Linked DNA regions of Homo sapiens: region 2 is linked to region 1. A link is a loop called in an ENCODE intact Hi-C map of the cell type or tissue named here. Cell type or tissue: K562. All regions are shown on one strand. Links, peaks and the distances in the headings refer to the core of each region. The heading gives the core; the rest is flanking DNA.

Evidence for each region. A loop is a pair of places that touch in the nucleus more often than their neighbours do. Peaks named below come from ENCODE experiments on the same cell type or tissue, not always from the same donor. Only the 100,000 strongest peaks of a DNase experiment are listed, where the experiment ranks them.
Region 2: it touches region 1 in a loop (3-fold over the local background); 4 of 110 quality-filtered maps call a loop at or near these places.

What each region holds. Positions count from the first base shown.
Region 1 is chr19:51,419,011-51,424,279 of GRCh38, reverse strand. No RefSeq gene overlaps it. Among named protein-coding and RNA genes, the nearest start is that of SIGLEC10, 4.0 kb to the right of the region's middle. In K562, for the core only: a CTCF peak has its summit at 2,181 (motif pointing left); a DNase peak (open chromatin) is centred at 2,139; H3K4me3 peaks cover 215 bases.
Region 2 is chr19:51,780,845-51,786,113 of GRCh38, reverse strand. LOC105372448 (a long non-coding RNA gene) reads left to right here and starts at 2,505. Exons shown (of 3, transcript XR_936049.2): 1 at 2,505-2,694; 2 at 4,768-4,937. In K562, for the core only: a CTCF peak has its summit at 2,519; DNase peaks (open chromatin) are centred at 946 and 2,543.

The DNA of each region.
Region 1 (5,269 bases), core at 559-4,558:
CCTCGTGATCTGCCTGCCTCAGCTTCCCAAAGTGCTGGGATTCAGGCGTTAGCCACTGCGCCTGGCCATTTTTTTGCATTTTTAATGGAGACAGGGTTTCACCATGTTGGCCAGGCTGGTCTTAAACTCCTGACCTCAGGTGAACTGCCCACCTCGGCCTCCTAAGGTGCTGGGATTACAGGTGTGAGCTACTGGGCCCAGCCTAATTTTAATTTTTACTTCTTGGTTGGAAGTTTGCATTTTTCACTGACTAATTTTAATATTTTCTGTTTGTCACTGAGTTTTAATTATTTGATTATTATGTCCCTTTCTGTGTGGAGAGCAGGAGTGTGTGTGATAGAAAAAGACAGAGAAGAGAAAGAGAGAGAGTGATATCTTGTTTCAAGTAGGTTGAGTATCTTGGATCTGTAAATTTACAGTTCTGGTCAAATTTGGACAATTGAAAGTGATATTTATGTAATTTTTTTCTGATTTTCTTCTCTCTATATACTGGACATTGTGATTTTTATGTGATTGGCTGCTTGATTTTGTTATATTCCATTAAACAGCATTGGTGTTTCTTCTTGAAAGTCACTTGCATTTAGGTTGACTTCTTTCTTTCTTTCTTTCTTTCTTTCTTTCTTTCTTTCTTTCTTTCTTTCTTTCTTTCTTTTTCTTGAGATGGATTCTTGCTCTGTCACCCAGCCTGGAGTGCACTGGTGCTGTCTCAGCTCACTGCAACCTCCGCTTCCTGGGTTCAAGCGATTCTCCTGCCTCGGCCTCCCAAGTAGCTGGGATTACAGGTGCCCGACACCATATCCAGCTGATTTTTTTGTATATTTAGTAGAGATGGGGTTTCACCATGTCGGCAAGGCTGGTCTCGAACTGCTAACCTTAGGTGATCTTCCCGCCTTGGCATCCCAAAGTGCTGGGACTACAGGCGTGAGCCACTATGCCGGCCTAGGTTGGCCTTTTTAAGGCTCTTTACCTTTCACCCTCTCCTGTGATGGACCTAGTGTTCTCTTTATTCCAGGGCTATTTTTATCTTCTTGGCTCTTCTTTTCCATCCACAGTAGGGGATCATTTCATGGGTAACTCATGTTTTGGGGAGCAAGAGTCCTGCTGTTCTGTAAATAACAGGAGAGTAAAAGAAAAGTTAACAGATGGGGGAAAATATCTGAAATGCACATATGTAACAGGTGTCAGATCACAGACAACTTAGGGGTTTGACATAAGGAGTTGAATCTTATTTTGGAAAACTAATGCTTGAAGTGAGTGTCATATCACACTCACACACCAGTAAGTCACTATTATATCTGACAATAAAGTGTTGCACTTGCAAAATTTTTCCTTCACTAGAAATTAGGGTGAATCCAAGTCTATCCTCTAGTGATATTTCACTCTTCTTGCCCTGCAACGTGTTATTCTGACTTGAAAAGGAAAGGACGGAGGCCCAGCTAAGAGCCCCTGAAATATACACGACCCCAATCCAGACAAAGCAAAGATGAATGACCTGAAAAGCCCCCAGGAGCGCATTTTCTTATGTGGACATCACATGCTTAATGTGCCTGGGTGGAAGTCATTTGGGAATAACGCTGTAAAGAGTGTGAATATTGCCGGGCGCGTTGGCTCACGCCTGTAATCCCAGCACTTCGAGAGGCCAAGGCGGGCGGATCACGAGGTCAGGAGATCGAGACCATCCTGGCCAACACGGTGAAACCCCATCTCTAGTAAGAAAAAAAAAATACAAAACATTAGCCGAGTGTGGTGGCGGGCACCTGTAGTCCCAGCTACTCGGGAGGCTGAGGCAGGAGAATGGCGTGAACCCGGGAGGCGGAGCTTGCAGTGAGCCGAGATCGCACCACTGCACTCCAGCCTGGCGACAGAGCGAGTCTCTGTCAAAAAAAAAAAAAGAGTGTGAATATTTTGAAGGGCTTTATATCTTGGGGAGGGTGGGTTTGGGATGAGAGAAGTGGAGTGACGATGGTGACTTCGTTTTTGCTTTAATGTGATTCCCCCGGAGGAGATCTTGTTCTAATGTGTGGCGAAAAGTAGCCTTTTTAGAGAGTACTGTCTGCAAACGTGTCCAGAGCCTGGGACTCGTTCCCTTGGGAGCCTCCCTTCTGCAGGACCATGGACAGCGCGGGCTCTGGGGCCCGAGGCTCCGCGGTGCCGCCTGCTCTGAAGGTGGAGCGCCCCCTGGGGGCGGCGTCCTGAACTGCAGCACAGCCCGAGGTGGGAGGAACCCAGGACCAGGTCCGGAGCTCAAAGGACACAAAGACGCTGGTCAGGGAAGGTCCAGATCGCCCTTCTTCCGACAAAACCTCCTGGGCTCCCTCGGGGTCTCAGCTGCAGCCACTCGTGGGCTCTCCATCCTCTCCAGGACCCTGGCCCTCGCCCCTCCCTCCTCAGGACGCGGTCCTCACGCCGCACCTGCGCCCCCCGGGGCGAGATCCTGCCCCGACCCCTGTCAGACACCCCCGCCTCTCCCTCCCCCACCTCCCACCGTCCCCGCCCTTCCTTCCAGCGCCCACTTGTGCCCTCGTGCAGCTCCGGGGTCTGGAGCCTGGGTGGGGCTTCCTAAACCCCTCCGTGTGGAATTATGGAGGAAGAGCAGGCGCCTAGCCCCTGCTGAATGAAGGAGAGGCGGGTGCGGGGGTGGGAGGCTGGTATTGAGGGAGCTGGTTTTGGAGGGAAGCAGCTCAGGGAAAACCCGAACCTTCTCAGGCCAGAAAACAGACTTGAGGCTGCCCAGAAACCAGTCCCGGGGCCCCAGGCAGCCTCTCCAGTCCTGTCTGACCAAGGCTGGGAGGGCGGCTTGGGTAGGAAGGGCTGGGAGCAAGTCGGGGCGTCGGGGGCTCTGGCCTCGCTGGAGAAGGGGACGTGGTGAGGAGGCCACAGAAACCACAGGAACTCAGAAAAGTGAAGAGGGGGGAATGGGAGGGGGCAGCGATGTGGAGAAACCCGCGGGAGGAGGAAGACGGTGCCGCTCTCCTGGCTCCTGTCGGCTGATCCCATGGGTGTGAAATGTTCAAAGGCAGAGGTGGGGCTGGGCCCAGGCTGGGGGCCCTAGAGATCATCAGCTCCTTAGGGACCCACCTCCACCAGGACCCAGGCACCTTTCCTCCCCTCACTCCTCCCTGGGAGAGGCCCTTTTCTGAGCTCTGTGGAGAGGAAGGTGTGATGTGTCCCACCACAAGAGCTCCCCTGCGGGAAGGAGGCTGGTGTCCTCAGAGAAGGCCCAGATTAGGTCACAGGGAAGCAGGGATCAAAGGGAAGGTGAAGCTGGGCTTGGTGGCTCACGCCTGTAATCCCAGCACTTTGAGAGGCCGAGGTGAGAGGGTCACCTGAGATCACGAGTTCGAAACCAGCCTGGCCAACACGGTGAAACCCTGTCTCTACTGAAAATACAAAAATAAGCTGGGCATGGTGGCAGGCGCCTGTAATCCCAGCTACTCGGGAGGCTGACGCAGAATCGTTTGAACCCGAGAGGCAGAGGTTGCAGTGAGCTGAGATCATGCCAGTGCACTCTAGCCTGGGTGACAGAGCACAACCCAGTCTCAAAAAAAAAAAAAGATAAAAATAAAATTAAAAATATGAAAATTAGCTAGGCGTGGTGGCAGGCGCCTGTAGTCCCAGCTACTCGTGAGCCTGCACCAAGAGAATCGCTTGAATCAGACAGGGAGCGGCTGCAGCGAGCCAAGATCATGCCACTGCACTCCAGCCTGGGCAACAGAGCAACACTCTCTCTCAAAAAAAAAAAAAAAAAAATGGGGAGAGGTGGATATTAGGGTCTGAATTGTGTCCCCCCTCCCCCCACCAAATTTCTGTGTTGAAGTCCCAACCTCCAGTACCTAAGAATGTGGCTGTACATGCAGACAGTCTTTAAAGAGATACAGTTGTTCCACTGTATTAGTTGGGGATTGGTTCCAGGATCCCCACCCCTTGGATACCAAAATCTACAATGCTCAGCTGCCTTATACAGTAGTGTTTGCGTGGGACCTCTGCACATCCTCCCATCTCCAGGTTACTTATCACACCTAATACAGTGTAATGCGGTGTAAATAGTTGTTATGCTGTATTTTTAATTCATGCTGTTTTTTATGGTTATGTTGGCTTTTGTTGGTTTTGTATTTAAATGCCGTGATGGGCAGGTGGTTGAATTCCGGGATGTGGGACCTGTGCATACTGAGGGCCGGCTGAAATGAGGTCACTCATTTGGACTAGAGTGGGCCTAGTCCAATATGACTTGAGTTCTTGTAAGTTCTTATAAGAGCAGGAGTTGAGGAAACAGACACCCACAGGGGAACAGCTGTGTGAGAACACAGGGAGAAGTGGCATCTGCAAGCCAGGCAGAAGCCTCTGAAGGAACCACATCTTGGTTTTGGACGTCTAGTCCCAGAACTGTGAGGAAGTCAATGTTGTTGTTTCAGCCCCTCTGTCTGGGGCACGCTGTTACAGCAGCTCAAGCGACTGATACAGTGGATGAGGCCGTGGAGCACACCTGTAATCCCAGCACTTTGGGAGGCCGAGGCGGGAGGATCACTGGAGCCCAGGAGTTCAAGACCAGCCTGGCCAACATGGTGAAACTCTGTCTCAGCAAGGTGCAGTGGCTCACGCCTGTAATCCCAGCTCTTTGGGAGGCTGAGGCGGGTGGATCACCTGAGGTCAGGAGTTCGAGACCAGCCTGAACAACATGAAGAAACCCCATCTTTTCTAAAAATACAAAATCAGCCAGGCATGGTGGCGCATGTCTGTAGTCCCAGCTACTTGGGAGGCTGAGGCAGGAGAATCGCTTGAACCCCGGAGGTGGAGGTTGCAGTGAGCCAAGATCATGCTACTGCACTCCAGCCTGGGCAACAAGAGGGAAACTCCATCTCAAAAAACAAAAACAAACAAACAAACAAACACCTCTGTCTCTACAAAAATTATCAAAAAAAAAAATCAAAAATTATCTGGGCGTGGTGGTGTGTGCCTATAGTCCCGGCTAGTTGGGAGGCTGAGGTGGGAGGATCGCTTGAGCCCAGAAGATGGAGGCTGCACTGAGCCATGATCACACCACTGCACTCCAGCCTGGGCAACAGAGCAAGACCTTGTCTCAAAAACAAAAAACAAAAATGCCATGGATGAAAGAACCAGGACAGGGCAGAGGCTGGGTCATCTCCTCCAGGAGGCCTCTCCTGACTTCCCTCCACCAGGAAGAGCTGACCACTCCTTCCCCAGGTCCCATCCTGAATGTCTGTCCAGCATCCAGTTCATTTAGGGGACCTTCTGTACTTTGTTTCTAAGA
Region 2 (5,269 bases), core at 598-4,597, 360 kb before region 1:
AGGTTGTGCCACAGCACTCCAGCCTGGGCGACAGGAGCGAAACTCCGTCTCGAAAAAAAATAAATAAATAAAAACAAACAAAAAACCCTCAATCTAAGTTTTACCTCCTTTATAAAAACTAATCCAAAATGGATTACAGATTTAAATATTAAATGCAAAACTACTAACTTTTTAGAAGAAAACATAGAAGAAATAGTGAAGACTTAAGGCTAAGCAGGGAGTTCATAGACACGACACCAAAAGCACAATCCATAGAAGAAAAAAGTATAAATTGGACTTAATTAAAATGGAAAATATTTACTCTTTTGAAAGTTGCTATTCGGCTTCAGAGTCAATATAAAAATTTTAAAAACATAGCAAATCATGACATTCCCCTGCTCTTCATTCTCCAGTGGTTTCCAAATTTCTAACTCATGCTTACCAAGCTCTACCAGAACTGGCGCAGACATCATTCGGTGGAAATCTACTCCCCTTTCACAGAATAGCAGGTGAATGCAGAGGCTGTTTCAATAGATGAAGAGACAGAGAGTGAGAAATGCAAAGGCACTCAGATCAGTGATTGTAAAGATTGAGGGAAAAGGGTAATTTTGTGATTGACAGAAGGCAGCAATGAAGGTTATCAAGAGAATAAGTACAGTTTCATGGACTAGAATGGAGAGTGACTGAGAGGCTACTTTATCTTAGAGGCTCAGAAAACAATATCTTGAGGAGGTGACATGTGAGCTGAAATCAGAATTACATGAACTGCTAATGTGAAGTGTAACCACCCAATGGGTTCACCTTGCCGGCTGCCTAGACAGAGTCAATTTATCAAGGCGGGGAAATTGCAACAGAGAAAGAGTAAGTCACGCAGAGCCAGCTATGCAGGAGACTGGAGTTTCATTATTACTCAAATCAGCCTCCCCAACCATTCAGAGAGCAGAGTTTTGAAGAAGAACTTGGTGGGTGGGGGGAAGCCGGGGAGCCAAGAGTGTTGATTGGTTGGGTCAGAGATGAAATCACAGGGAATTGAAACTGTCTTCTTGCAGTGAGTCAGTTCCTGGGTGGAGGCCACAAGATCAGATGAGCCAGTTTATCCATCTGGGTGGTGCCAGCTGATCCATCAAGTGTAGAGTCTGCAAAATATCTCAAACACTGATCTTAGGAGCAGTTTAGGGAGGGTCAGAATCTTGTAGCCTCCAGCTGCATGACTCCTAAACCATAATTTCTAATCTTGTGGCTAATGTTAGTTCTACAAGGCAATCTAGTCCCCAGGGAAGAAGGAGGTCTGCTTTGGGAAAGGGCTGTTATCATCTTTGTTTTAAACTACAAACTAAGTTTTTCCCAAAGTCAGTTCAGCCTACACCCAGAAATGAACAAGGACAGCTCGGAGGTTAGAAGCAAGATGGAGTTGATTAAATTAGAGCTCTTTCACTGTCTCGGTCATAGTTTTGCAAAGGTGGTTTCAGAAGTTCAAGAGAAGAAATATTCCAGGCAGAGGAGTGGTTAGTACAAAGACTGTGAGACAAGAGTAAGCTTGGTGTGTTTGAGAAATAAAAATACTACTAGTGTAGTTACATCATAATAAGTGAGAAGAAACATGACGTGAGAGAATACGCAAGAACCAGATAATATGAGGCTTTCCTAGAGAAAGGCTTTAAATGTTTGTTTTATTAGTGCAATAGACAGCTATTATAGGGTGTTAATCAGGGGAGGAGCATGATGATGCTTACACTATGAAAAAGGTTTGTAAAGATGGATTGCTACAAAGCAAGAGTGGAAGCAGAAAGAAGAATTAGGAGACTATTACAGTCATCCAGATGGAGGTGGATTGGAGTCACGTGATAGCAGTGCATAGAAAAGAAACACACAGATTTGATCGATGTTTCTGACATAGAGTCAATGTGATTTGGTGATGGATGACAGTAAAAGAATCAGGAATAACTCATATTTGGTACTTAAGATATTAGGTAGAGGGTGGTGACTTTTTCTAAAATTGGAAATGATGTGGAAAACATGGCAATCAGTTTCTTGGGAAGAATCAGATTGATAGTTCTGTTTTGGTCATGCCACATAAAATACTTCAGTTAGATTTTCAAGTGGAAATGCAGAGGAGGGAGGTAGATACCAGTCAGGACTTCTTCTGAGAAGAGGTTGTGGATTATGATGGAGATTTGGGAGGGGTCATCAATGGACAGGTGGGATTTCAAGTTATAGGGACAAATTACCTAGGATGACTACATTGACACAAATAGGTGAGGGGGTCTAGAATTGGGCCCTTGGGTACACCAATATTTAAAAGTCAGAAAAGGGCCAATCAAGGAAATTGAGAAAGAGAAGTCACTGAGGTGGGAGGGAAACCAAACACGAGTGATGTCACCAGGAACATTATCTATTCAAAGATGAAAGGACTGGTCAACTGAGTCATATATGCTTAGGGGCATAAGATTCCACTGTTACCTGAGAGATGGTAGATTTCCCCCCATTGGATTCTTAGCCAAGCACCAAATGTCTGAACCTGCAGTGCGGTAACATGGCAACAGATGTCACTGTTATCCATAATAAGAGTAGTCCTGGTGCAGTAATCAGGAAAGGAACCCATATAGAATGGGTTGTTGTGAAAATGTGAAATGAGGAAGTAGAGAACTGAAGTGGTAGTGGCCCTTGTATTTGCTGTCAAGGAGAACAGAGATTGGTTGTAACGTTCAGAAGGAGGTTTGTGCTACAGAGTTTTTTTTTTTCAGTTAGATTAGAGAACATATTTTATATACATATATATACATATATATACACATATATGCATATATACACACATATATACACATATATACATATATACACATATATATACATATATACACATATATATACATATATATATGCTGATGGCAATAACAAAAAATTTAATGATACAGTAGAGAGAGAGAGAGAAAAAGAGAGACCACCTCCATCTCTTCCTCTCAATACCTACTCATTTATATTAGTTAATGTTTTATCATTCCTCTGTTTTTTCTCAGAATATGTGATTTTTAATAGAAAGTACAGAAGCGATAAAAGTAATATGACAGTTTTTAAATAGAGCAAAATATAAAGCCTTATTTCAATGAGAAATTAAGTAGATATTATTGGCGTTTCAAAACACAGTTCATAATTACAGAGTTTCCATAGATAAATAAAAATAATTAGTGTAAGTACCTGGGATGTCAGATGATAAAGAATCAAATGAGGAATTTTAAAGCAATAATAATTATGTTCGGTTTTTTACAGAGCAGTAGACCTTTTTTCCCACCTCTCTGGGGGGAAAGCACTGAAAACATATATCAGTCAGGGTTCTACCAGGTAAATAGAACTTATATATATATATGAGATTTATTGGTTTATGAGACTTTGGAAGCTGGCTCAGTAAGTCTGAAATCCATAGGGCAGACCATCAGGAAGGGAAGGCTGGAAACTCCCAGGCTGTAGTTGATGCTTCAGTCCACAGAGAGTTTCTTCTTCTTCATGGAAACCTTGGTTCTGCTCTTAAAATTTCTCAATTTTTTGTTTCAGGCTCATTCATATTATAAAGTTTAGTCTGCTTTACTTAAAGTCAGTTGGTAGTAAATGTTCATCATATCTGAAAAGAAATTCACTGCAACATCTATAATAATTTTTGATGAGGAGGACACTATAGCCTAGCCGCATTGACACACAAAGCTAACCCTCACAGTCCATTCTTGTCATCCAGTCACCCATACACGTTTCCTTAAATCATGTTTATTTTCCAAAGAAAGGTAAGAACAAAGTCCTCCTTCCTCCTAACATGATACACCTATCTTCCTTATAGCCAAAAATGCACTGACTCTTTCTCCAGAAGAGGATGCAGAGTCCTTGGGTGATGTTTCTTCTTCTCCTCCTTCTCCTTCGTCTTCCTCTTCCCCTTCCCCTCCTCCTCCTCCTATACTTCTCCTCCTCCTCCTCTTCCTCTTCCTCTTCTTCTTTTTCTTTGTCCAGGCTGCAGTGCAGTGGTGCAATGTCACCTCACTGCAACCTCCGCATCCTGAGTTCAAGGGATTCTCCTGCCTCAGCATCCCAAGTAGCTGGGATTATAGGTGCACAGCACCACACCAGGCTACTTTTTATGTTTTTAGTGGAGACGGGGTTTTATCACATTGGCCAGGCTGTTCTCAAACTACTGACCTCAAGTGACCTACCCGCCTTGGCCTCCCAAAGTGCTGGGATTATAGGCGTGAGCCACCACACCCAGCCTTCTCTCTTCTTTTTGATCTCCTCTAATATAAACACCATGATTTAAAATTACCTATTATTAATACATTTTATGTTATGTGATAATGAGACAAAAGAGGAAAGAAAACAAAAATTTTTGAAACACACAAATTTGTTCATGACAAAATAAGAAATATTCATTAAAATGATAGTCTTCACTTCTGTAACTGATTCTGCGATCATGGTAGTATTTATAACTACCATCTTTCACTCCTCAATCCATTTTCCATTTTCCCTCAACTAGTACCTCAGTTGGTCATCATCTGTGCCTAGTGGGGAAACCCAAACCTTCATTCCTGAAAGATCTGGGGCATTACAGTCCTGCTTGATAGAGCTGTGGTTTTACATGGACTTTAATAACAAAACAAGGTGGTACTCAGAGCTGCCCTAATGGGTCTGTCATATTCCAGACATGTTCTTCATTATCTCTATATAATATAGTAGCATACCAATTTCCTTCTTAGTAGCCAGGATCAGTCACCCCATCCATACAGTAACTCCCTTCTTTGCCTGCTGATTCAGAGCAAGAGGAGCCCAAAGTAGTGATGGGCAGTGGTACCTTCCAGTTCAGTAGAAACATTGTTGTGTCGCTGGGTGGATACATTTCTTCCTTTGGAACCAAGACCTCTGAGCCAACACAGCATAAGGTCATGAGGATGGGAAGCAGAAATTTTTCTAGTGGATCACTAAAGGTAATAATGAGTGATACAATTCCCATTTCTACCCCTTCATTCCTGGATCCTTGGATTCTAGTTATGGGAGAGAGAGCACCATACACTGAGTGCTGATTTAGAGTATGTATAGCTTCCTAAAGGATATTGCTCCAGCCCTGCAAGGTATTGCCTGCTAGCTGGTACTTGGGTAAGTCTTCAAAAGGTCATCCTACCATTCCTTCAAGCCGGCTACTCAAAATGGACAATATGGTAGGACCAGTGAATTCCAGAGTGTGGACCCATTGCCACAGTTTATTTGCTGTGAATTTAATCCCACAATCAAACCAATGCTGTATGGAATGCCATGATGA